Linked DNA regions of Homo sapiens: region 1 is linked to region 2. A link is a loop called in an ENCODE intact Hi-C map of the cell type or tissue named here. Cell type or tissue: thyroid gland. All regions are shown on one strand.

Evidence for each region. Peaks named below come from ENCODE experiments on the same cell type or tissue, not always from the same donor. Only the 100,000 strongest peaks of a DNase experiment are listed, where the experiment ranks them.
Region 1: it touches region 2 in a loop (2.9-fold over the local background); 64 of 110 quality-filtered maps call a loop at or near these places.

Annotation. Positions count from the first base shown.
Region 1 is chr11:74,569,626-74,572,125 of GRCh38, forward strand. No RefSeq gene overlaps it. Among named protein-coding and RNA genes, the nearest start is that of POLD3, 22 kb to the right of the region's middle. In thyroid gland, a CTCF peak has its summit at 1,083 (motif pointing left); no DNase peak of the experiment used is centred here.
Region 2 is chr11:74,254,890-74,257,389 of GRCh38, forward strand. It overlaps a transcript of P4HA3 not described here. Among named protein-coding and RNA genes, the nearest start is that of P4HA3-AS1, 55 kb to the right of the region's middle. In thyroid gland, a CTCF peak has its summit at 1,077 (motif pointing right); a DNase peak (open chromatin) is centred at 1,082; H3K27ac peaks cover 675 bases.

The DNA of each region.
Region 1 (2,500 bases), 310 kb after region 2:
GGCTAGGCAGGGAGAGCGGTTGGATTAGAGGGGACAAGCTCAAATGCCTACAACCTCCGTTTCATTTATTCAATTACATTTTATTCACTTATAATTTATCACCTCCTTTTTTTTTTGAGATGGGGTCTCACTCTATTGCCCAGGCCAGAGTGTAGTGGTGCTATCTTGGCTCACTGCAGCCTCAACCTCCTGGGCTCAAGCAACCCTTCTACCTCCTTCTCCTGTGTAGCTGGACCTATAGGCATGTGCCACCACTTCCAGCTAATTTTTGTAATTTTTTGTACAGACAGGGTCTTGCTATGTTGCCCAGGCTGGTCTCAAACTCCTGGCCTCAAGTGATCCACCCCCATCAGCCTCCCAAAGTGCTGGGATTACAGGCATGAGCCACCATGCCCAGAATTTTCTTACTTTTGTTAAAGACATGATCAATAAATATTTCACACATTAAAAAAAATGTTTAGGCCAGGTGCAGTTGTTCACGCCGATAATCTCAGCACTTTGGGAGGCCGAGGCAGGTGGATCACTTGAGCCCAGGAGTTGAAGACCAGCCTGGGCAACATAGGGAGACCCCTGCCTCTACAAAAAATATGAACCTTAGCTGGTATGGTGGCACGTGCCTGTAGTCCCAGCTACTCAGGAGGCTGAGGTGGGAAGATAGCGTGAACCCAAGAGATGGAGGTTGCAGTAAGCTGTGATTGTGTCACTGCACGCCAGCCTGGGTGGCAGAGTGAGACCCTGTCTCAAAAAAAAAAAAAAGTTTTAAGAAAAATAATAGTACAACCACCTTGATCAATGGCAAAAATAACTTGGCCTCAGTGTTGGGAGAACACAGGGAATGATAAGGACCAAGGCTCACCATGGTAGAGCACAAGATATTTGGATTTTTTAAAAGCCTGAAATATGATTTTACTAGGACATCCCTTATTCTTTAAATTTGGGCAATTAATTCAATTAAACTTTTTCATACAGAGCGTTTTCTAATTGTGTATTGAGGTCCTATCTTTATTGTTATTCTTCATGGAGGAAGGAGCGGCAATAACTCCTAATGGGAGATAGCAAAAGGAGAGGTGACTCTGCCATCTGCTGCTCACTGATGGTATGTACCTACAGGCCTTCAGTAGGATTTAGGTGCCACCCTTATAAAGGGTCAGCTCTGAAAGTCTTTGCTGGGGACATCTCCAATATCCTAATTTGATGGTTGGGGTGTCAGGCACATGGAGGCCTTATATCCCAATACCTGGAAACCATGAAGCCGGCTCCAAGGTAAAGCCCACAAGCTGAATCTGACCTCTGGTAGGCATCAGGCATGTGTTGCCACAGAGCTAAAAGTGTGGCTGGAGAAGGACGAGAGGAGAGGAAAGAGGATTGCGGTGGGAGTCGCCAAGAAAGCTGGAAGCCATTGCACAGCTCCAGGAACAGGGGCAAGGGCTGAGGTAAAAAAAAAAAAAAAAGAGAGAGAAATGAGTGGATTTGAGAAACAGTACAAGAAAATCCGACTTGATAAGACATTGGATTCAGAGAATGAAGGGCTGGAACTGCCAGTGCCTGCCAGTGAGTTGTACTTTGTGCTACCAACTAATCTTCGTAGAACTTCAGTTTGATTATTCATTACCTCCAGCCTATTTTGGCTTCCTACTGAAATCAGGACACAAGGAAATTTGTCACCAGGTAGACAATAAATGTCCCTCCCCACCCCCTGCCAGTCACCCCACTAGTCTTATTAGGAATCCTACACTTGGTAGGAATTAAGAAGTCTTGACTGTGAGTCCCAAGTTCAGTCATTTTCTGGCTGACTGACCTTGGGGAAAGTGACCAAACACCTGGGAGTTTAGTTTTCTCATCTTCAGTTTACTCATCTGAACAATGGAGCAATGGCAACAACAGCTCCCTTTAGGCTGAGCCAAGCTTCATACAAGCTAATGTCAGACATCTATCATCTTATTGAATTCTTGCAACCCCAGGAAATGGGCACTACCATTACCCCCATTATTCAAATGAGGACACTGAAGCTCTGAGAAATTGAGTGGCTTGCCCAAGGCCATATAGCTAGAAAGTGGGAGAAGCTGTCTTTCCAACTCAGACTGCTTAGCTCCAAAGCTTTACTGCTCTGGATCTCTGTCTCAGTGAGCTTTTGCTATAAAATGACCCACCCTGAAACACAGTGGCTTAAAACAACAATCATTTTGTTTAGTTCACAGTTCTAAGGTACAGTATATTTATACAGGTCACAGTTTTGATCTTGGCCAATTTAGCTGATCTATGCTGGATTCCCACATGCATGGGTCTGTGGATAGCTGGTAAGTTGGCTCAATCACATATTTGGTGACTGGCAGTTGGCTGGAGCACCCTGATGCTCCTCCATATAGCCTCTCATCTTCCAGCAGGCTAGCTTAGGCTCATTGACTTGGCGGGCTAAAGATTCCAAGTTTAACAAGAGAAGACAGGCCAGATGCAGTGGCTCACACCTGTAATCCCAGCACTTTGGGAGGCTGAGGTGGGA
Region 2 (2,500 bases):
AGCCAGGATGGGATTCCAGTCCCATCTCTCCTAATTATCGGCTGTGTCGACTTTGGTCCAGAGCAGGACAATCTGTGCACTGTCCACATGATCTCAGTCACCATAGCTTCACTTATGTGAAACTTCATCTACAACCCAAATCATTTCCTGAGCTCTGAACAGGTAGGCCCAGGTTCCTCCTCCTGTCTCTCCCAGATGACCAAAAGCCACTTCATATTGACTGTTTCTAAAGCTGAATCCACCTTCCCCCGGAAACTTGCTCCCCATGAAACTTGCTCTTCCTCCAGCGTTTCCTGGCTCAATAAGTGATAGGTATCACCATCTCTCCAGTTGTCCAAACCAGATACCCACAGTGAATGACTTCTCTTACACCCACCTCAGGTCTACCACCAAATCCTGTTCATCCTCTTTTCCGTGTCCCCCTCTTTTCCATCCCACAGCCAGTGCCCTAGCTTAGGCCTCATCATCTCTCACTTTGATCACTTCAGTACCTTTGCTGCCCTCCTCCCCCCTGGGTGGTCCTCCACACTGTTGGAGGCTTCCTCCTAGCAGGCTCTGGGGCCAGAGTGTCTAAATTAGAACCCAAGCCCCACCCCTTACACTGTATGGTATGGCAACAAACTTTCTCTCTGCTGTAGTTCACTCATCTGAAAAATGGAGATAAACCGTACCTACCCCACAGGGTCTTGAGGATTATACAAGTTAAACTAGGTTAACTGGCTTTCTCACTAACTGGCACATGGTAAGACATTTAATAAGTAGTTCCTGTTATGACACTGTTACATTGTTATAGTTAGGAACTTTATTCAGGGCCGTCTGTGGGCCAATAGCATCAGTATCTCTTGGAAGCTCGTTAGAGAACTGTGTCCCCATGTCAGACCTATTGAATCAGAACTGATCTGCATTTTAACAAGTGCATCAATGTCTGAAAATTTCTTGTCTAGTTGATGATGAAATATTTCAGGGTAGTTCATGAGCTCCCTAGTAGAGGAGAGAAGTTCCTTATGTGTGGTTTGATTTCTCTCACCGGAACACTTTGCGGGTGCCTTTGCTGAGCTATGTGCCCTCTTGTCCACAAGAGGGCAGCATGATCACTTGGTTTTCAGGGGCACTCAGGTTCATCAGGTTCACTCAAATTTTGAATGTCATCTAATTCACTTGACACACATCTCATTTAATCTTCACAGCAACTCTATGAGGTAGGTGCTGTTATGTTCCTTTTACAGGTAGGCAGACAGGTCCAAATTCTACAGCTTGGAAGTGACTGTCAGAATTCAAAACTGGCTTGCTTCCACATCATTCTGTTCCTGCATGCTACAAGGGACCCTGGGCAGAAGTCATTTTGGACCAGATACTTAAAAGAGCAGAAGGAGGATGACCGTGGAGATGAACCCTCTTTACACTTGATGGAGGAGGCTGAGAATGAATGAAATGCTCGTGAGCTTTGTGGTTGGTTGTGTTTTAGGCACTTTCATCTCCATTCATCCTTTGTATCCTTGTGAAGTACAGGCACTATCCCCAATTTAAAGGCAAGGAAGCAAAAGCTCAGACATTTGAAATGGCTTGCCCACAGCCACGGCCAGAGTGGCAGCATCTTTGTCTTCTGATTCCAAGTCTACTGAGCATTCCATTACACCCCAGAAGAGAAGGGACCATTCATGTGTTCACTTAACATGGCTTTAACGAGCACCTACTATGTGTTGGCCATAACAGTGTCCTTGCAGAGCCTACAGATCAGCATGTATGAACTCAGGAAGGGAATAAAGAAGGAGATCCCAGAATCCTTGAATGAAGGATTGCCACAAAGCCAGAAGGAGCATGTTTGGGACAAACCAAAGGCCCTGTCACATAGACACTAGTGAAAGTCCAAGGGAAACTCCTTCCCAAAAAAGGAAGGTAGGCACATTTTGGAGGCAGATGTAGATCTGATGGGGGACAGAATCTTGAGACTGGGAGGACTGAAGACAAAGCCATGAGGGGAATGGGGCATGACTTCATAGCCCCACGCTCTTAACATACTGTTAGGAGCATTTGCTGATTAAGCAAACCCGAGCACCCAATATGTGCCAGGCATCCAATGGACTTTGTAGACAGAGGTAAATAATGAGGCTCTTAAAATGAACTCATTGTCTAGAGAGACAGTGATAGAAATAGTGACCACGTTGTAAGAAGGTTGGGGGTGGGCAGTAACTAAACCTATTTGGAAACAGGCCAGGAATGGTTTCACAAGAGGTAGCATTTTTTCTTTCTTTTTTTTAGACAGTCTCCTCTGTCACCTAGGCTGGAGTGCAGCAGCACAATCTTGGTTCACTGCAACCTCTGCCTCCCAGGTTCAAGCAATTCTCCTGCCTCAGCCTCCCAAGTAGTTGGGGTTTCAGGTGCCTGCCACCACGCCCAGCTAATTTTTGTATTTTTAGTAGAGATGGGGTTTTGCCATGTTGGCCAGGCTAGTCTCAAACTCCTGACCTCGAGTGATCTGCCCGCCTCAGCTTCCCAAAGT